Linked DNA regions of Homo sapiens: regions 1, 2, 3, 5, 6 and 7 are each linked to region 4. The links are chromatin contacts, found by Hi-C or POLR2A ChIA-PET in ENCODE. All regions are on one chromosome and are shown on one strand. Each heading gives the region's core, a stretch centred on a gene start or an enhancer-like site at or near the end of the contact. The rest is flanking DNA. Distances are from core to core; before and after follow the strand shown. Region 1 holds the start of TRIM7-AS2 (TRIM7 antisense RNA 2). Region 2 holds the start of CTC-338M12.4 (a long non-coding RNA gene). Region 3 holds the start of MGAT1 (alpha-1,3-mannosyl-glycoprotein 2-beta-N-acetylglucosaminyltransferase). Region 4 holds the start of MAML1 (mastermind like transcriptional coactivator 1). Region 5 holds the start of CLK4 (CDC like kinase 4). Region 6 holds the start of PHYKPL (5-phosphohydroxy-L-lysine phospho-lyase). Region 7 holds the start of N4BP3 (NEDD4 binding protein 3).

Region 1 (2,700 bases), core at 140-2,639, 1.5 Mb after region 4:
TCCTGGCCTCTCCCGAGCGAATCCATCCCGGTCTTGACCCACGGTCTCGGCTCTTTGGACCGGAGCAGGCATGGGTGAGAGAGGGAAGCGCATACCTCCCGGCCGGAGCCGCAGACCCCGCTCGCTCCTCCACGCCTCCCAGTCAAGGCAGTCACCCCTCCGGTCTCTACCCAGGTGGCCCCGAGCGATTTTCTCTTCTCTGGTTCACCGGACAGGGATTCCGTTTTCGAACCTTGAGCTACCCTGGAGTGGTCCCGGTATAAGCCGCGGCCCCACCTGGGACGGGGACTCGCTCAGAGCTTTTTTGAGGTTCCCTCCGGCTGGAGAGAGGGCGCCTGCGACAGGGGAGTGTACGGCGGGACCCAGCGCCGCCTCCACCTGTGCCCAGGCCTCCAAAGTGCGCGGTGCGGGGAAGACGGAGGCGGGAGCCGTCCCGAGACCCCCAGGGGGCCAGTCCTGCACCTGGGCAGCGCCCCCACTGTTCACTGAGGACTTGGGCTCACTTTCTACACTTCCGTTAACAGCAAGAATAAATCAGTCAGAAGGCCAGCATACCTTAGTTATATATTTTGTCTAAAATAAACTAAAATTTTGTTTTAGGCTGAAAGCGAATGTGACAGGTAGAGCCGTTACTCCCGGGTCATGAATGTGGCCGTCTGCGCTTTTCCGTGTTAACTCCACAGGAAGAAATCAGACCTTGCAGCACGGAGGCGGCGGGGACCCGAAGGCCGAGGGCGCGCAGCCGCCAAGCGCAGAGCCGCAGACCAGAGCCTCAGCGCGCGCGTCGGGGAACGCCGCAAACAAACGCATGGCGGGAAGGGGCGCGGTAGTGCCATCGTCTCCCCCTGGAGAGAGGGAAGGAGACACGAGGGCGAGTCCCTAGCTGGAGTGGGAAGACCGGAGAGAAGCGGAAAGACGCTCCCGGGGAGCGCGCAGAAGGAAGTGAGCGGGGTCGTGGGGAGAGGGCGCGCGGGGCCCAGGGAACCCGTGATGGAAAAGGAAGCCCGCAGTGGGTCTGACTCTTCAAGAGATAAGGAAGTGGTAGGAAAGTAGCCTTGCGCGGTGGGTATCTTAGAGGCAAAAAGAAAGTGACTCCGCCAGGCTCTGGCCTCCCAGGAAGGCGGAAGTAGGCTTGCCTATCTTCCACTTTTCTATCTTTAAGGAAAGAATAGGAAAAGACGGAAGCAGGCCCCAGCGAGATTTGAACTCGCGACCCTGGTTTACAAGACCAGTGCTCTAACCCCTGAGCTATGGAGCCGGCTGTTGGTTTCCTTTTGACACAAAAGCAGTTGACGCTGTCGCCGGCGCCGCGCAGCCGCAGTCCGCTGAACCCTCGGCCGAGTTCTGTGGCTGCTGGACCCAAGCTCCTCCCACGGCCGCAGCCATCTTGCCCGTGCGTCCGTGGCACGGAACGGCCGTTAGTCCCGGCAGAGGGCTCCGCGAAGACAGTGCCGTCGTTGGGCGCGCGCGCGGGCGGGAGCTGTCGGGGCGGGGCGGCACCGCCGAGCTCCGAGCTGTGAGGACCGCCCCGGGCCTTGGGCGGGGCGGGGGCCAGGGAAGGGCGTGCGCAGGATTGGGGAGCACGTTTTGCGTCTTGCTGTGCGTGAGGAAGCGGGGATCCAGGTCAAGGCTATGGAAAGGTCAGGGAAGGGTGTCAGTGCGCCCGTCCTGCAGGGAGTCCAGATCCGAGAGGTTAGGGCGGGACCTGGGGCGAGCTGGGCGGTGGGGGAACAGTGGGGTCATCAGGAGGTGGAGGCCCAGCGGGAGTGTGGCGGGGGAGGCGGGGAATCAGGAGGGCCAGGTGTTTGGAGGCGCTGGGGTGGGAAGGGTCCAGGCGAGGTTGCGGGTGGGTGCCAGCCCCGTCTCACATTTGGATGAAGTAGGAAAAGGCAGCTTTTAGGGTACACCCTGACATGTTCTGTCAGGGCCCTTAAAGGGCCCACGGGCCGGAGGAGAGGGGAAAAGGATGAGGGCTCAGCCTGGCAAAGGACAGAAAGTGGTGGGTGTAGGAGGTGGACCTTGGTCTGGTGGCCTAGCCTGCCCTGTGCTCCCTGCAATGCCGGGTGACTTGGGTCACTGGGCGGCCAGGCCAGAGGTGGGCCTCTAGGTGCCCCCCATTCTGGATGCTGAGGGTCCCTGTGAGGGTCTGGCGGCAGAGGCCTGCGCTTATGGGTCAGCAGCTAGGACTGATGGGTTGAATAAGAAGGGCCCAAGTTAGGCCAGTTGTTCTCACAGACCCAGAGGTCCCTAGAGTTTATGATGCCCAGAGTCTAGGAGAGGGAAATGCACACACATGCCCTCGAGGACACCAGCATCCTGACATCCAAGTTACTGTACTGCCCTGGTTAGCAAGAAAGAACATCTGTTCCCTTCTCTATGCAATTGTTACAGTAACTGTTGTTACATTTCTTAAGATACATAGCTATATATGTAGTCACTCTGCAAACACACACACTCTGATAGACACACGATTGCACTCATGGACACAAAAACGGAAAATAAACATGCGGACAGCTACTCCCAGTCCCCAGACCTGACCCTCATGTGACACCTTCACCAGACATGGTACTTTCTGGGACCTGTAATGTGTGTTGTGATGCCCAGCACATTTGTTGGATGGTACAAAGGGAATTATGATACTTAATCAAAAAGCCATACAAGCCAGATAACATTAAGGCTTAACGGTAACAATAGGTGATT
Region 2 (2,700 bases), core at 176-2,675, 1.5 Mb after region 4:
TCTCACCCATCTCTGACTATAAGAGACAGTGTTGGCACCATGTCTATTCAAGTAGTTTTAAACAGGGGCACAGATCAGGATGATAGCAGCCACCAACATCTATGCAAAATAAAGGGGGCATTATACCTAAGTATATACTTTTCTATTTGTGACATCTATCAACTTTCGTTTCTCATCTGTGAAATGAGATTGGAAATAATATTAGTATCTACATTACATGGTGGTGTGGAAAGTGAAGAAGCAAATGTAAAGCGCCCTGAACAAGGCAGAGTAAATGTTGTGAAACTTAGCACCTCTTGGGTGCCAGGCCTTATTTTAGGTCTTGGGGACACAGCTGTGAACAAGACAGAGGGGGGACCCTGGTTTGTTTTATTTGCAGTTTACTTCCTACGGTATGCGAAGAGGGGAGAACATTGGAACAGAGACACGGAGAGAGCCCTGCGGGTATATGGGAGAATAATGTTCCTGTGGAGGGAAGTCAAATGGGGGAAAAATATTTCAATCGGAGGGAAGAGTTAGTGCCAACGTACTGAGCTGGAGTGTGGAGGGGCTGAGGACAGAGCAGGGAAATGGAGGGTGCAGTTAACCTAGGGCCTTGAAGGCCTGGAGAAGAACCTTGGCAATGTCTGCTAGAAAGCCTGCGTAAAGGCAGAAGACAGGCGAGGGAGGGTGGCAGAGCTGCCGGAGGCTGTAGACGCCCAGGTGTGCAGGGAAGGCCAGGATCCCTCCCTGAAACAGCTTGCTCTCCTGGTCCTCTGCAGGTTCCCCTGCCTTCCGCCGCAGTCTCCCTTGGGCTTTCCGGGACGTTGTCCTGGCTGTGGTCCTCCGCAGCCTGTGGACCATCCTAAGGCTCCAGGTTTGTATACATCACCTGCCTCCTTGGCACCCCCAGCTGACTGTTCTTTCGCTTTTCCAATACGGGACTCAATCCCTACCCAGGTGATTGTGGTGGTCGTGGAAGACCGCTGCCTTCACCCTCCCGCTAACCAGCTTGCTGCCCCCCACTCGGGTCATGCCAGCGCCTCCCTGAGCCCTCGGGCACAAATAGGTGAACGACCACACCCGCCTCCCGCTGTGGACTGAGATTCGCGGTGCGAGGGGTTCCCGGGTTGAGGACCTAAAACGCCGAGGAGTTCCAATTTGTCCTCGAGAACACGGGGTTTCTCCATTCGCGGCCGTCAACAGCACTAGATCACAGTTACATTTTTTTTCCTTTCGCGAAACCTCATTCGGTTCTCTTTTTCTTAAACGTTCCACAGGGAGTCCAGGTCCCCACCCACGCCCAAGGGAAAGGCCTTGCCGCGCCGCGGGTCACTGTCCCGGAAGCGGGAGGTTGCCACGTCCGGCCCCACCCTGCCCCGCCCCCTTTCCCGCTCCGCTCCGGGGCCGCCCTCTTTCCCTGCCTCGCGACACCCAGACCGAGACCTCGGGAATGCTCCGGCCCCCTGCCGCCGTCTCCCGGCCCGGTTCTCTTTCACTAAAAATAGGCGATTCTGGCAGCGCCCCTCCTATGGGGCCTTGGGGGCAATTGGGGTTTTGTCTTAGAGCCCGTGTGGACCCGGATGGCGACGGCAGCCCGAGGAGAGGGAGGGCTGACTGTATGGTTGGCTTTCCGACGACCAGACCCTGCAGGATTCGGCCTTTCCCTTTGGAGTTTTCCTCCATCCCCCTCCGTCCCTCCCAGGGGATGCCCGCAGGCCACAGTGGTCACTGAAGGTCAACCCTGAGCCGAAGGAGAAGTGGCCTCGACCCTGGGGACCCCTTCAGGTGCAGCTTGAGGGGGAACGGCCGCCTTTCCCGTTGGGCACCCAGCTGTGGCTGTGCCCTGTCCTCGCCCAGCTCCCGGCATAGGCATGCGCTCTGGGCCGGGGCCGGGGCCCCCCGCCTCCCCGGGAGGAATCGCTGGGTTGACTCTGGGTCAGCAAAGGGAGCCCGGCCCTTTCTAGCGGGGGGACGTCCTGCAGCCGCTGGAGGAGGCTGAGTCACGCTTTTCCCACCAGAAGTCTACCTGTGCCTGCGCCCGCCGGACCTGCCGGCCTCTTCCTTCTCATCCAGGGGGCCTCTTCTCCAGCCTCACGGAGGTGGGAAGCTTGCTGGAGGCCCCTACCTGCCTTTTGGGGAAGACCCCGAGGCTGGCCCACGCCCTGCTGGCAGGACCCTTCCTGACTGGGTCCACCGTTCTTCTGGGTCTCACCACTTCTCCCAGCCCCTGGGCTGCTTCCTCTCTCCCGTGTCTGGGACCCCAGAGGCACCACTTCCATTCCATACAAGGTAAGAGTCCCAAGGAGAGGCCGGGCACGGTGGCTCACGCCTGTAATCCCAGCACTTTGGGAGGCCGAGGCGGGCGGATCACGAGGTCAGGAGATCGAGACCATCCTGGCTAACACGGTGAAACCCCGTCTCTACTAAAAATACAAAAAATTAGGGCGTGGTGGCGGGCGCCTGTAGTCCCAGCTACTCGGGAGGCTGAGGCAGGAGAATGGCGTGAACCCGGGAGGCGGAGCTTGCAGTGAGCCGAGATGGCGCCACTGCACTCCAGCCTGGGCGACAGAGAGAGACTCCGTCTCAAAAAAAAAAAAAAAAAAGTCCCAAGGAGAAATTGGAGAGGCTCTCCTATGAAAATCCATCTCACCATTCCTTTTCTGAGGAGTCCACAGGACCTGTACAGTTGGAACCAGCCCCTCAGGCTTCCCTGCCAGA
Region 3 (2,700 bases), core at 76-2,575, 1.1 Mb after region 4:
TTTCAGGACGGAAAAAAAAGAAAGGTAGTCAGAGAAGATACACTAAATAATTCAAGAGTTGAGAGAATAAGACCTAGGAGGGAAGGGATGCAGGTTATTCATCCTGGAAAAGAAGAGCTAAATACAAGTGCCACAAAAGGCATGAGGCCTGGGATTCAGGCGATCCAGCCAGCAAGCCAGGCAACTTTGGACAAGTCACTTGACCCACTTGTACCTTAGTTCTCTCATCTATAAGGTGACAGGGTTGATTTGGTTCATCACAAGGTCCCACTGCCTGGATACTGACGACAGTGACAATTTCCCTACTGCCCCGAACAGTAATGAGTTTCCCTTGTTAACACAGGCCACTGAGGTCAGGCATACCGCAGTGCTTCTAACAGTGAGAATGAGACACAGAAGCAGGGAAATGGGTGAGCTCAATGGTCCCCAGAATTGGGAAGGACCAGGACGCAGTGATTGCTGATGGAAGGCAGATCCTGGATGATGTGAGCACGTAAGAGCAAAGGCTACACGGCCTGAAAAAATACCGTAAATGACTGAAAATAAAGCTGGGCAACATCTCAGCCAGTGATGTTCTAAAACAAAACGGCAGACCCACTACAGCAGCAAGGGTTAACCAAAGTGAAGCTTCAGCCTTCAGGGAGCCGGCCAGCCACAGTCCCTCTACTTCAGAGTTTATCAGACGCGGGCACTGCACGTCCCGGGGCTCTCTACTCCACACACGTTAGCAAACAGGAAGAAAAGTTTTCTTGCCAACTTATTATATATATATTTCAACACTGAATCAACATTTCCTTTCTGCTGAGGAGAATCAGCCTCTATTAACTTGGGGAAAGGATGCTGGAGTGAGGTTAGGGGGGAAAGGCCACTCCCCAATCCCACCCCCTCCCTGCCCCGCACGCACGGACGCCCGGGGCCGAGTTTCACAACATCCTCCCCAGTCCGCGGAGCCCGCCCTTCCTCTAACAGCTGGAGGCCCGGGATTCCGAAAGCAGAAGGCGGAGTTCCAACCTCTCGGCTCGGGAAGGGACTAACGCGCAGCTGGCACCGGGTCGGACCGGGCCGCTCCCCAGCCAAGCCCCCTCTCGCTAGCACTCATGGGCACCGGGGCTTTGGGGCGACCCGACGTCCCTTGGGCTCCCTCTCGGCGCCCGCGAGGCCTCCCCCGGTCTGACCTCCGTCCCCGGACACCTACTCACCAGGTCCTCCCGACGTCCTGGCCCCGAACTTGGCCTGCTCCGGGGCGCAGGGAGCGAGCCCGGTGCCCAGGCGCGTCCCAAGCGCTGCCGCGGCCGCCTCGCCTTTCGACTCGCCAGCCCTTTCTGCGGCGCGCCGGGGCCGGACGGCCGGGCGGGCAACGTGGCCCTTCCCCGGCAGGCGGGGCGGGGCGGGGCGGACTGAGGGGCGTGACCGACAGCCCCGCCGCGCCCCGCCCCCCGGCCGGCGTCCGCCAGGCCCCCTCCTCCTGGCCCGCCTCCTTTCCCCGCCGCTTCTCAGTCAACCCAGGACCCAAGTTTTCCCAGGACCCCAACTTCGGGAGTCGGCTTTCCGGCTCCCTGGCGCAACCCTGAGGGTGGACGCCCGACCCCACCCCTGCCCTCGGCCCTCCAGCGCAGCTGCCCAGCCTGGAGCCGCGCCTGAAGTGGGCCCGCAGTCCAGGAAAGGCGTTCACCAAACCCTAGGCCAAGGGCTGGGAGCCAGTCCCCCCACCCCAACCCAGGGGAGGCTGAGGAGCCCGGGTGGGAGCCCCAGGGTCGCGTGGGGCAGGGACAGAACAGGAACCAGGGTGCCCGACGGGGGGCCGGGGGGAAACACCTGTGCCAAAGCAAGCCGGGGCCAGCTGTGGCTTCTTCCCTTTTGTTTTTCCTTGGTGGGTGGGGAATGAGAGCTTCAGTTCTGAGTAAAGAAAGCGAAGAGAGACCTACCAGCAGGGGAGGCCCACCAGCCCTAGGCGGGAAGGACTCGGTCACAAGCTTTGGCGGAAGCACCATGGAAAAGCCTAGAACGGGTCTGCGCCCGGCTGGTGTTTTAAAGGGGAGGAAGGTGCGGACCTGAAGAGGAGGTGGAGGTGGACCCAGGCCCACCGAGGGGAGGGAGGGACAGCTCTTCCATAGCAAATACCTGTCGCTGAGCCAGGAGTAAAGTCTGGCCGGGAGGAGGACAGACGCAGAAGACCAGGGGCTCCAGCGCACAGAGCCAGTTTCGCCAGCGATCAGGTCTGAGGCCTGGATTCCACGAGGCCGGTGCAAGCCAGGAGCCAGCCCCACTCCCTCGCCCAGCTCCCTCCGGCCTGGCCCTCTGCAGAAGCCTGATGCCCACCCAGCTGTCTCACCATGGGACCCCAGGCGGTGAGGGTGGGTAGCCGAGGACTACAGGCTGCTGGGTAGCTGACTTCCCCAAGAAGGGCTGCTGCCATGTGATCAGGACCCACGCCCCTGACATCAACCCCTCCCCCGTGTTCCAGAGCACGGAGCAGCCCGGAACTCTGCGGCCTGTGGTTACTGACTGACTGCTCACTAACTTGTTTCTACATGAAACCACGAATCGTGCAGGGTTCTAGAGAAACAAAGGGCCGCGCGCACCCGCAGGCCCCTGCGTGGAGGCGAGGACCTAAATCAAAACTGCTAAGGGGTCACCAGGCATGGTGAGGGGCCTCACGGGCCAAACCCTCCCTCGGCCTGTCCTTCAAGCCTCAGCAGC
Region 4 (2,700 bases), core at 105-2,604:
TTGAATGCTAAAAAAAAAAAAGCAGGACTGCATTATGGCACTTTTGCCTTGGTGGCCCACTTTCTCCATTTAAAACATTAGGATTTGTATTTTTCTGCTGCGTTTGTATGAAGACATATTTGATTGTTGTTTTCTCTTGATTTTAAAATAAAACCTCATGAGCCCTAGTAAAAAGCTAGAGTAACGAATGTTTGAACTACTGATGGTGTATCTCAATGTGCAGCCTCCTGCCACCTCCTGCTTAACCTTTTAGCAATTAGAGTGCCCATATCTAGAGTTCCTGATATCCTTTGGCATCACACTATCTAGTTTTAGTACTAACACTGTTTGATTGCTCCAGTCCCTCTACTCCCCTTTGCCTATTAGTTTTAATAATGGGGCATAATTTGTCTTGGTTTGGTTTTGTTGAGTAACTCAGTTTTACCTAAAGGACTGTTTTTGGTCCGGCGCGGCGGCTCACGCCTGTAATCGCGGTACTTTGGCAGGCCGAGGTGGGCGGATCACCTGAGGTCAGGAGTGGGAGACCAGCCTGACCGACATGGAGACACCCCGTCTCTACTAAAAATACAAAATTAGCCGCGCGTGGTGGCGCATGCCTGTAATCCCAGCTACTGGAGAGGCTGAGGCAGGAGAATCGCTTGAGCCTGGAAGGCGGTGGTTGTGGTGAAACGTCGTCCTTTGCATTTCCAGTTCCCTCTAATGGAGCTGCACTCTTGCATGCTTTTGCTCACATCTTCTGGACTTTTTTTTTAAGTAGTGAGTAATACTGCACTTTTGAAACTTGCTCGGGCTTTTACAAATAGGTGGAAACTACCAGTGATTCGGAATGTTGCAAGAGGAAACTACCAGCTCACTAGACGATTCTGACCAATTATGGGGCTGGATACAAGGAATAAGGTCAAAGTAAAACGGCTGACATTAAAATAGCGTGGCTACTTAGAGTTTATCAAAGTCGAAATTTAAAAAATAATTTAAAAAAAAGGTCTCTGTACTGCCAGGCGGGCGACAGGGACTGGCCAGCTGCGCCGCACTCGCCTGCCAGATTCCCCTTTTCTCGGGGTAGCCGGAAGGGCCTGCCTTCAGCGGGTGCTGTGCAGGAAACCAATAGCCGCCTCTTGGACGGGCTCCTGTCAGTCACGCTTAGCTCCGCCCCCAGGATTAAGGCCCGCCCAGGGGCTTCCCTCCGCCCTTCGCTTGAGAATTCCTTTTAAATACCGCTCTGGCGCCCGAGCGCGCCTCTTGCGTGCTCGTCCCCACGCCCTCGGGCGGCCGGTTCTTCCTTCTCTGATTGGCCAGGGCCCCTGCTCATCAGTCGTGATGCACAAGGTCTCTTACCGAGGCCCCGCCTTCTTCCGAGAGGCCCGAAAACAATTTTAAGATGGCGGCCGCGGCGGTAGCGCGGAAAACAATGGGGCCGGGGCGGTGGGGAGAGGCCGAGGCTTGAGGTAGGCAGCAAGCGCCGGCTGGGGGTCGGGCCGAGCGGGGCAGGAGGAAAACCCGCCGCCGCGCGCGAGCCCGCTCCGCTGCCCTCGGGGGCATGGCGCGGCCGTGAGGCGGAGAGGGGTAGCCGCGGGGAGCGAAGCCCGCAGTGCCAGCCGGCCCCGAGAGGCCCGGCCCCGGGCCCGGCCCGTGCAGCCCGCGGCCCATGGTGCTGCCCACCTGCCCCATGGCGGAGTTCGCGCTGCCGCGGCACAGCGCGGTCATGGAGCGCCTTCGCCGGCGCATCGAGCTGTGCCGGCGCCACCACAGCACCTGCGAGGCCCGCTACGAGGCCGTGTCGCCCGAGCGCCTGGAGCTGGAGCGCCAACACACCTTCGCCCTGCACCAGCGCTGCATCCAGGCCAAGGCCAAGCGCGCCGGGAAGCACAGGCAGCCGCCCGCCGCCACGGCCCCGGCGCCCGCCGCCCCGGCCCCGCGCCTGGACGCCGCTGACGGCCCCGAGCACGGCCGCCCGGCCACGGTGAGTAGGGCGCGGGAAGGCGCTTGTCGTGGCGGCAGCCCCCTCTCCCGAAAACGCTTCCTCTGACGCGGATCGGGCCGCTGGGAGACTTCCCCAGGCGTCCGCGACTCCTGGATCTGGCTGGAGAGAGGGTAACATGGCAGGGAGCTGAGAGGTTGTCATCTTTGGGAAGTGGCACGGTGGCGTTACTTTGGGAAAACAGCGCCTTGAGGGCCTTGCAGGAGGCCCGACCTGGGAAGGCTGGCGAACGCTAACCGGAGGGTTTTTCTTCCAGACTTGATTCCGGGATGTTGAGATCTTTATTCGAAATAGACTAGCATTCGAGTCGCCTGTGATGGAGGGAGTTCCTGCACCGTAGGCCTGGCCTCATTTATTCTGCAAATGTTTATTGGGTCCTTGCCCTTTACAAGATCCTGTGCTGTGAGCAGGATCAGGGCTTTCATGTGGAAATAAGTCGGCCTTTGGTTGACCAACTGAAACTCCTCTGAATGGAAAATCAAGAAATTTTTGGAAAACTTAGTAAAATGTTCAATGAGTTGCATATAAGTATTCCTTGTTTAGGTAGCCTGAACTTTGTGAACTTGAGATTCCTGCAATATTGTTGACAATTCTAGTTTTAATTTATCAGGCCTGTTTAAAATCTCTGATGATGTTAGATTGTTGGTCAATTATTACTCCCTTTGGGCTCTCAGTAAATGTTCCTGAAATTTGTTGGTTAGAGGTTTTTCTTCCTGAAACAG
Region 5 (2,700 bases), core at 66-2,565, 1.1 Mb before region 4:
TTAAAATAAGAACGAGCTCCGTTGTGAGAGTCCAAAATTCTTCTCAAGTTCACTACTTCAAATGTAATTCAGCTGTTAGTCCCAGCCTCTGACCTCCCCCACTCACCCTGCAATGTTCAAAAATATTTTATCTGGAGGCACAAAGATCACCCGACCCACGTTCTACGTGGTAAGGTTCCTTCGCATACATAAAAAAGAAAAGCTATCTAGAATCATGACACTGCCTCTAATAAAGCATCCCACATGCTAGAGTAGGTATCTTTCAAAAAATAATGACACAATGGATCTCATATGTAGATCCATCGCCACTGCCCTTAAGATCCTGTAGTTCTTGACAACTTTACGCTACGTACATGGCTTAAAAACATCGAAACAGGTTATAAGTTTAGGATTGGATGGCTCCAAGAGGACTGCATTTAATGGGTTACAAGCCTGTAGGGGTGTGTAAAAAGCACAATCGCACAGGACAGCTATGAGGCAAGACAAAGTGGCTGGCGAGTTCAGTTTGCGGGGCGGTTTCCTAAGGATCGGATAAGCCTATCTGGACTATTTAGGCAACCAGGGATAATAAGATGCAAAACCACCAGAAACGCAGGTTCGCTGCAACAATGTTGTGTTCAGCATAGCACAGAGGACTAGCCTCCGCAAATTTCCACCTCTCACAAGCAGCTACTGCCCTCAACCACCTGGATTTGCACGGACGCCCGGTCCCCACCTCCCGGCTCCTGGGCACCCGGCCAGTGCCTTTGGCGCACTCAAGACAGGGGCAAATGCTTGACTCTGGAAAACCCCCGAAACGCTACAAACGGCCCAGGCCAGGAATCCAGGGGAAGACTTGATCTCCGACAACACGAATGCCAGAGACGGCTCTCGAAGGGTCTCCCGACAGGTCCTAGCGCCCGCCGGCTGGAAGAGGTCCCGACAGGGTTAACCAACAGCCGCGCTCGCCAGGCAGCAGGGGACCGCGAGCCCACGGCCTCCGGAGCCGCGACGCGAGCGGCCAGGGCCCTCAGAGAAGGGTCAGCGGCAGAACCGCGACGCCCGAGCAACTTTCGGTGCTGCCGGCGTGCACCAGCCGAGCAGCGCCTCGCAGAACTCCCAACTCAGCTCCAGAAGCCCAGGCCCCTAACGCGGTCGTTTCTCCGACACCTGGCTCGGAGACCTAAAGACCGACAGCCGCCTGTCCCAGCACACACCATCTGCAACCCTACCTCCGCAAAAGCAAATGGCCCTTCGGCCGAGAAATGTCGCCAAACTGCCGTCTTCCCTCCTCGGCCGCTGCGACAAACACCCCACAAAATGGCGGCAGCGCCGTCGCCCTAGAATCCCCCGAGTCGCCTCTAGCACCACCTACGCCGCGCGAACGCGCCTGCGTGACAGAACCTTGCGCGCTCCCGCCGCTCCACCTAAGGGCGGGGCTCCACGTGACGTAAGAGCGGGGCTCGAGCCTCCACACTGCGGCTGCGCGGCCCAAGCATTTCCACCCCCCCCCCCCCGCCCACCCGGTCCCGGGGCCTCTAGGCCGGGAGGGTGTTTACGTTCTCTACGGGCTCGGGTGGAACCGGGAAGGAACGCCCGTGTCCCGCCCTCAGTGTGTACCGCGTGTCTGCCCCCTCCCCCGGGACCTCAACTCCCGCAGCCGGCACCCGACAACGGCCCCAAAACCGCCTAGGGCGGGCCTTGGCTGGTCCCTGGGCTGTTCCCTGGACTGGGTGCTTGTCCTGCCCACTTGGCGCTTCCAGTCTAAGGTGGATTCGGACAAAGAGGCTGTCTCAGAAAACAAGCTCAAGGGGTGCTAATCTTTTCAAGGCACGTGCTCCTATTCAGAACAAAACAAAAACCCGGAGGTTTCAATGGAGACTCCTGACAAGGTTTTCCTGTTAGGATCCCTACCTCCTGAGCAGTTAAGGTCGCTGGAAGTTTCCCTAACGAAGTTTTCCCCATTTTTTTTTGTCCCTGCGGGCTGATTTTATTCAAGGCTGAAAAATGTCTCTGAGCTAGTGATAGTCCGTTATGGGGCTTGCTTACCTCAAATAAGGTATTCTGCAGTTCTGAGGACCCTCAGGCAGTTCCCCCGTGTAAGTATGTAACATGAGAAATATTAGGGTCAAAGTCGGAGCCCTGTGGGGAACACTCAAGGGCCAGAGGGAAAGGGGCCTGAGAAGGAATGATCAGCAGAGGAGGAGAACCAAGAATAGGGTGTCAAAGCAAGGAAGGGCGTAAGTGAGGGAAAGGGTTTAGGTGAGACTGAAGATCGTGGGGGGGGACGGCGGGCGGGGTGGGGGTTGGCTTCTGTATTCTGACGGGGATTCGCTGGATAAAAGGGAAAGCTAGAAATCAAATTTGGGAGGGTAGGGTTGAACTCTTGCGGGTATTAGCCCAGTAGCATGTGGGAGACCTGTTATCCTGTTAGGTGAAAGGAGGGAACGGAAATACCTTTAGTGATCTAACATGATAGAAACTTGTGCCATCTGGTTTGGGTAAGTAGGGTAAATTTAGATAAATCTCGGAGATTGTACAGCATTTCAAAAAGTAAGTTGAATTTTCATGGAGATTGCACTCCAAGAAGCGAAGTTGAAAAGAAACTTGGAAAACTGGAAGGGTAAACTCTTTATGCTACAGAATGAAACAAATGATATTATTTTCATCTAGAATAGCCACCATTTTTGCATCTACAAATTTAAATCTTACTCATCCTTG
Region 6 (2,700 bases), core at 61-2,560, 1.5 Mb before region 4:
GATCCTCGGGAAAAAAGAGTCTGCAGGAAGAGCTGTGGGGACAGGCAAGGAGTGGACAGCCATGTCTGAAGACCGAAAGGGTGAAGTCTACTCATCGCAGACCCCCGCCCACCCCTTCCCAGTTTCTGGTGGCGGGGGGGAAATGAGAGCTGGAAGGGCAAGGTGCTGCTTCCCTGCCTTGTCTCTCCACTCCACAGGTGGTTGCAAAGCAGGAAGCAGATGGGGTAACAAGTCGCTGAAACTTCGGATTGTTTCTGAAAGCATTTTCAGCCTCTGTGGCCTCCTTGCTCATTTCTGCATGTGTCCGCGTCAGTCTCCCGGATCCTGAGAAAAGGTGGCTGCCCCGTCCCATGGGGACTCCATAAGGCCGCGTGTCTTCGATGGGATGGGCCAGGGCACCAACATTAGGTGCCTGGCTCTCAGCCCTAAACAGCTCCTTGCCAGCCACGTGGCCCTGCTGCCCCTCGCTGGGTGCCAGCCCTAAGCTCCAGTGGGAGGCGACCTCACCCACCGTCCCACCGAGGGCCCCCTCACAGGTCAAGTGTGCTGCCTGTGAACCGACTCCCCCGACTCTCCCTTGTCTGCCCTTTCAGCCCCCTCCCAGGTCACTCTCGAGCCAGGCCCAGGTGCTGCTGACGGGCCACCCTGGGTGAGGTCCTCTCAGGCGCCAGGGTGAAGGTCTTCTCCGGAGTAAAGGCTGCCAAGCGAGGCTGACACAGCCGAACAGCGGTGAGGGCGGGGCCGTCTCCTGAACTGGGCGGCCTGGAGACGGCGCTGTCGGGGAGGCGGCCCCGGAGACCACCCGCCGGGACTGCCCAACGGCGCCGCCCGCCTCGGGCCCTAGAAGCTCCAGCGGGGCCGGGGCAGCGGCCGGACGGGATGGGTAGCAGCGGCTTCCTAGCCGGAGGCGCGTGCGTAGTGCGTGCGTGCGTGCGTCGTGCGTGCGCGTGCCTCTCCGCGCAGCCCCGCGCCCCCCGCCGCCCGCCCCCCGCCCGGGTACCTGATGAGCCGTTGCCTCAGGGCCAGCGTGTCGGCCTTCGGGCGCTGGTCTGCGGCCATGGTGGGTGGCCGTCAGTCGGTGCCGTGACGCCACGCGGAGACGTCGCCGCGCGGGCTGGGCCTCCAAGGCCCCGCTCCGGGCCCCGCCCCTGCCTGGGTCGGGATTTGGGGCTCAGGTTCGCACTCGGCCCCGCCCCGAAGCGCCCGCGTTGCGGTGGTTCATTTCTTCGCTTGCCCACTGGGCCTGGCAGCCTTCCGGCCCGTGGTCGTGCCTTGGCAGTCCCGCGCAGGAACTCGAGCGCTGCCCCGTCTCTGGTTCCGGGACGCGCCCCGGGCCTCGCCCCGCAGGCCCCGCCCCGCAGGCCCCTGCGGCCTCCCTTCCGGGAAAGGGTCCCGGACGACCCCGCCCCTGCTCCCGGCGCCCAGGCGGGGCTCGGAGCTCCTGCAGGCCTTCTCTGGGCCAGACTCAGTCTTTGAGTCGCCTTGTGCATAAAATGGGATGAACTGTGAGGCCTAAGTGCGAGTATGTGACTGGTACCTTACCCGGGCCTGGTACACAGTAGGGGCCTCAGGGTGGGAGAAGCAGGTCCTAGGTTTTCCCAGCCCCATGAAGGGGCAGCAGGAAGAGCAGAAGGAGAGCCCAGGGTCCCTTCTGGGGCTGACCAAGGAGATCACCATGGGCTTGACCTTCAGGGCACCATAGTTCCTGCTAGAATCTAGGCAGGGTGAACCGGACGAGCTGTATCGTCGCTGAGAGAATCATGCAGCGTTTGGGCAAGAAGAGAGGTTGGGAATCCTCCTTGTGGTACATGTCGGTGACCCTGAAGCCCAGAAAGGGAAAGGGTTTTGTTGTCAGACACGCAGCAAGGCTGCAGAGGCTGGACTCCTACTGAGGTCTTCTTGACTCCCAGCCCAGGGAGTGAGAAGAAAAAGCCTCCCAAGGGGCTGGGATATGAGAGAAAAGCCCCCTCCTGGGGTGAGGCACTGGGGCTTTCTGCCTTGAAGAACCCTGGAACACGGGCCTGGGACTGCAGCAGGTGCAGGGGAGGCTCCTGATTGTCCCTTCTTTCTGTCCACATCATGATTCCCAGGCCTCTGCTTCACTCCCTCATTGCTGATTTCTTCTTCTCTTCCCAATACAGTTGTAAGATGCATAAGGCATTTATTGAACTCTTGACCTCAGATGATCTGCCTGCCTCGGCCTCCCAGAGTGCTGGGATTACAGGCCGGGTGAGCCACCGCACCCGGCCGCTTAAGGCATTTATTAAAGAACATTTGGAGTTTCTTTTTTCTTTATTGTGTAAAATATACATAACAAAATTTTACCATTTTAACCATTTTTAAGGATACAATTCAGTGGCAAAAGTACATTCACATCGTCGTGCAGCCATCACCACCATCCATGCAACAGGACTTTTTCATCTTCCCTAAAAGAATGGAATTTCTTATTTTTAACTGTAAAGCTGAATTGAATATTTTACATGATTTTTGGAAAAAATTCTTCCCAAATTAACTGCGAGGTTAACTGCTTGTGGCCTGTATTTTTTTTTTTTTTTAAAGAAAGGGTCTTATTCTGTTGTTCAGGCTGGAGTGCAGCATTGCAGTCTCTACCTCCCTGGGATCATGTGATCCTCCCATCTCAGCCTCTCAAGTACCTGCTACTACAGGTGCACGCCACCATACCCAGCCTGTACTTCGTTT
Region 7 (2,700 bases), core at 96-2,595, 1.6 Mb before region 4:
AACACATGTGGGCTTTGTGTCTGGTTTCTTTCACTTGCCATGTTTTGGAGGTTTATCCATGTTGTAGCAGGTATCATCAGTGTTTCATTCCTCTTTTTCTTTTCTTTTCTTTCTTTTTTTTTTTGAGACAGGCTTACGCCATCATCCAGGCTGGAGTGTAGTGGCACAATCTCCGTTCATTGCAACTCTGCCTCCTGGGTTCAAGCAATTCTCCTACCTTAGCCTCCCGAGTAGCTGGGATTACAGGCTCGCTCCACCATGCCTGGCTAATGTTTGGTGTTTTTGGTAGAGATAGAATTTCGCCATGTTGGCCAGGCTGGTCTCAAACTCCTGACCTCAAGTGAGCCGCCTGCCTCGGCCTCCCAAAATGCTAGGATTACAGGGGTGAGCCACCACATCAGGTCTTTTTTTTTTTAAGATAGAGATGGAGTTTTGTGAGTTGCCCAGGCTGTTCCTGAACTCCTGGCCTCCAAAAGTGCTGGGAGAGTTCAGACATGAGTCATCACATGGCGTTCATTTCTTTTTTATGGCTGAATAATATTCCACTGAATGGATCTACCATTGTTTGCTTACACCCTCATCAATTGTTAGTTTGGGCTGTTTCCACCTTTTGGCTCTTTGACTATTGTGACTAGTACTGCCAAGAACATTACTTGTTTGAGGACTATAATTGCCGGATCATATGGTAACTCTATGCTTAACTTTTGAATTAGAAACGGTGTTTTAATTTTTCGAATATGACTCCTTTACGTGTCTGTGTCTGTTTCCATGTCTTCCTACTGTCTTAGTAGGAAGCTCACGACTCATTTGCGTAATTTTTCTGGCCCCTGAAGGCACCTGATTTTGCTGCCCCTAGAATACTTTGGAGGCAAAAAGAAAATAACTCTGTGCCCAATTCAGCCAGAGTCGTGGGGTAAAATCTTTTCACTTCTCAAAGTACTACTGTGGTTCATCCCCAAAGGGGGGAAATCAGGTTTTCCGGAGAGGAGGCGGCTACAATTAGGGAGGTGAGGGACCTCACGCGCCTCTTCCTTAGAGGAGGCGGGCGAGGCGAACGGCGGAGGAGGAGAAGCGGGGGCGCTGTGCGCTCTCTGGGGCGTGGGCCGCGCTCGGGGCTGCCCACCCCTCGGGAACGAGCCGGGGCGCTCAAGGAGGCAGCGACGCGAGGCGCAGCCGGTCCAGGTTTCGCCCGCCACCGCCGTGCGGCGCCTCTGCGGGTCAGGGCCGGGGGCGCGGTCGGGGCCGGGCGGGGCCCAGGTTGGCTCGCGGGTAGGCGGCCCCGCCCCCCACATCCGGGGGCCGGGGCCGGGCTGTGGGCTTGCCGCGCGCCGGTGAGTCAGGCCGGGTTTTCCCTCCGCCTTTGGGGCAGGCGATCGAGCGCCGCGGAGCGCGTCCCTCCCTCGCCAATCCGGCTCCGGCGCCGGCGCCCGCCCGCGTTTTCCCGGCGCCTGCCGCTCCGCCGCTCCGACCCGGCACGCAGTCCCGGCCCGAGCCGACGCCTTGCAGGAGGGTTCAAATCCGCGCGGGGGAGCTGCGACGCGCAAGGGCTGCGGAGCCGCGGGCCGGCGAGCGCGTCGCCACCATGGTAAGTGGGGCGCGCGAGGGGCTGGGGACCCGGGCTGGACTCGGGGGGTGGGGAGGGGTGGGGCGGGTCGCCAAGGTCTTGTTTTCGGGCGTCCTTGGCAAAGCTGCTGTCCCGCTGGCCGAGGCTCCCGTCTGAGAGATGGGCGGGGGTGGCAAGGTGCGGCGTGCGCCCAGGTGTCCCCTGCTCCCGGTCACCGAGGCACCGGATCGGGGACCGACCCCGATGCTCCGCTGGAGGGGCAGGCGGCAGGCTACCTTGCTCTCCCCAACCCCTGCAAACGCGCTTTCCAGGGAGCAGCGCGCGGGACCCCTGCGCCACGGCTGGGTGGGGCAGGCGTCCTTGGCGCCGGCGTCTGACCTCGGCCTCCGCCCCCCGGCCCAGCCGCTCCCGGCAGGCCTCAGGGAGGGGCCAGGAGGAGACGCGCCTCCCACCCCGCCCCCCAGGTAGCTCCGGGACCTCCCGCAGCTTTGGGGAACCCTCGCCTTCACCCCTGCTTTCCTGACACAAATTCCGTGGGGATGCAACCTCGTTTGCCCCTCTGACTTCCCCATGAGATCTCTCGCTTCCTCCCACACCTCCTTTATCCCCCAACCCCCTGCCGGTCCACCAGGCTGCAGCTGCGGGTCTGCGGGTAGGGGACATTCCTAGGTCTTGACCGCCAGAGCACCCGGTCCAGTCCCGGCCACAGCCTTTGGCCCAAGTGAGGGCTGGCCTGGGGACAAGCCGAAATCAGGGCCCTGGCTGTATCCAGAAAGAGAACTGAGACCCGTTGCCTCCCACTGGGCCACCCCCCGACCCCAACCACATAGGAACAGATTGGGCCTGGCTGTCCTCGGGAGGGAGCGGACGCAGGAGGCCATCCTGGGCGCGGTTATCAGCCTCCTCCCAGGGCCCTCCCAGGCAGGGCTTCTCTACCGGCTGGCAGCGTGTGGTGTGCATGTGCCAGACTGTGAATGAATGCGGCCAGCCTGCCTCTGCCACCGCCTCTAGAGCTAGCATAGCGACTCGGAGTCCCCATGAGGCAGGTTTCCTCTATTTCTTCCTGACCTGGGGGGCAGCAGGAGGGATTCCAGGCCTGGTGGACCGCAGTCTAGGGCAGCCTGGTTGCAAGTGTC

The links. Hi-C counts contacts between places; a loop is a spot of excess contacts on that map. ChIA-PET counts read pairs that join two places held with the same protein, here RNA polymerase II (POLR2A). Pooled maps may share reads with other maps.
Region 1: a loop to region 4 is called in a map of PC-9, with 8 times the contacts of the local background. The contact joins the promoter of TRIM7-AS2 here to the promoter of MAML1 in region 4. A Hi-C loop is called at or near these places in 1 of 168 maps with a recorded cell type or tissue (PC-9) and 5 of 50 pooled maps. POLR2A ChIA-PET finds 5 or more read pairs at or near these places in 1 of 52 experiments (activated T-cell).
Region 2: a map of gastrocnemius medialis shows a loop between it and region 4 (8-fold over the local background). The contact joins the promoter of CTC-338M12.4 here to the promoter of MAML1 in region 4. A Hi-C loop is called at or near these places in 1 of 168 maps with a recorded cell type or tissue (gastrocnemius medialis), 1 of 37 single-sample maps with no recorded cell type and 6 of 50 pooled maps.
Region 3: a loop to region 4 is called in a map with no recorded cell type, with 9 times the contacts of the local background. The contact joins the promoter of MGAT1 here to the promoter of MAML1 in region 4. A Hi-C loop is called at or near these places in 1 of 37 single-sample maps with no recorded cell type and 12 of 50 pooled maps. POLR2A ChIA-PET finds 5 or more read pairs at or near these places in 1 of 52 experiments (BJ).
Region 5: a loop to region 4 is called in a map of CD8-positive, alpha-beta T cell, with 26 times the contacts of the local background. The contact joins the promoter of CLK4 here to the promoter of MAML1 in region 4. A Hi-C loop is called at or near these places in 1 of 168 maps with a recorded cell type or tissue (CD8-positive, alpha-beta T cell), 5 of 37 single-sample maps with no recorded cell type and 11 of 50 pooled maps. POLR2A ChIA-PET finds 5 or more read pairs at or near these places in 2 of 52 experiments (HEK293 and activated CD4-positive, alpha-beta T cell).
Region 6: a loop to region 4 is called in a map of ascending aorta, with 7 times the contacts of the local background. The contact joins the promoter of PHYKPL here to the promoter of MAML1 in region 4. A Hi-C loop is called at or near these places in 1 of 168 maps with a recorded cell type or tissue (ascending aorta), 1 of 37 single-sample maps with no recorded cell type and 9 of 50 pooled maps. POLR2A ChIA-PET finds 5 or more read pairs at or near these places in 1 of 52 experiments (A673).
Region 7: a pooled map shows a loop between it and region 4 (5-fold over the local background). The contact joins the promoter of N4BP3 here to the promoter of MAML1 in region 4. A Hi-C loop is called at or near these places in 2 of 37 single-sample maps with no recorded cell type and 2 of 50 pooled maps.

What each region holds. Positions count from the first base shown.
Region 1 is chr5:181,190,501-181,193,200 of GRCh38, forward strand. TRIM7-AS2 (TRIM7 antisense RNA 2) reads left to right here and starts at 1,390. Exons shown (of 2, transcript NR_183285.1): 1 at 1,390-1,640. It overlaps LINC01962 (long intergenic non-protein coding RNA 1962), which reads right to left and starts at 1,408. Exons shown (of 2, transcript NR_108031.1): 1 at 1,242-1,408; 2 at 546-845. TRT-TGT6-1 (tRNA-Thr (anticodon TGT) 6-1) reads right to left here and starts at 1,258; the gene lies at 1,187-1,258. RefSeq lists silencers at 387-516, 1,137-1,216, 1,397-1,736 and an enhancer at 1,197-1,376.
Region 2 is chr5:181,245,116-181,247,815 of GRCh38, forward strand. It overlaps CTC-338M12.4 (a long non-coding RNA gene), which reads left to right and starts at 1,426. Exons shown (of 3, transcript NR_109909.1): 1 at 1,426-1,767; 2 at 2,001-2,271. RefSeq lists enhancers at 361-1,289, 509-558, 1,290-2,216, 2,217-2,700 and silencers at 1,369-1,448, 1,549-1,628, 1,859-1,958.
Region 3 is chr5:180,801,481-180,804,180 of GRCh38, forward strand. MGAT1 (alpha-1,3-mannosyl-glycoprotein 2-beta-N-acetylglucosaminyltransferase) reads right to left here and starts at 1,326. Exons shown (of 2, transcript NM_002406.4): 1 at 1,200-1,326. RefSeq lists enhancers at 638-1,345, 1,346-2,052, 2,196-2,305 and silencers at 1,156-1,515, 1,686-1,765, 1,776-1,825.
Region 4 is chr5:179,731,468-179,734,167 of GRCh38, forward strand. MAML1 (mastermind like transcriptional coactivator 1) reads left to right here and starts at 1,355. Exons shown (of 5, transcript NM_014757.5): 1 at 1,355-1,960. The coding sequence starts at 1,646. It overlaps CANX (calnexin), which reads left to right. Exons shown (of 15, transcript NM_001746.4): 15 at 1-174. RefSeq lists enhancers at 898-997, 1,759-2,259 and silencers at 1,448-1,647, 1,888-1,947.
Region 5 is chr5:178,625,735-178,628,434 of GRCh38, forward strand. It overlaps CLK4 (CDC like kinase 4), which reads right to left and starts at 1,316. Exons shown (of 13, transcript NM_020666.3): 1 at 1,212-1,316. RefSeq lists enhancers at 262-942, 675-1,284.
Region 6 is chr5:178,231,492-178,234,191 of GRCh38, forward strand. PHYKPL (5-phosphohydroxy-L-lysine phospho-lyase) reads right to left here and starts at 1,311. Exons shown (of 13, transcript NM_153373.4): 1 at 1,001-1,311; 2 at 1-32. The coding sequence starts at 1,059. It overlaps LOC112267937 (a long non-coding RNA gene), which reads left to right and starts at 2,547. Exons shown (of 3, transcript XR_002956238.2): 1 at 2,547-2,700. RefSeq lists silencers at 736-1,055, 1,136-1,545 and an enhancer at 935-1,473.
Region 7 is chr5:178,112,187-178,114,886 of GRCh38, forward strand. It overlaps N4BP3 (NEDD4 binding protein 3), which reads left to right and starts at 1,346. Exons shown (of 5, transcript NM_015111.2): 1 at 1,346-1,585. RefSeq lists silencers at 1,086-1,635, 1,716-2,035, 2,386-2,435 and enhancers at 2,474-2,700, 2,516-2,575.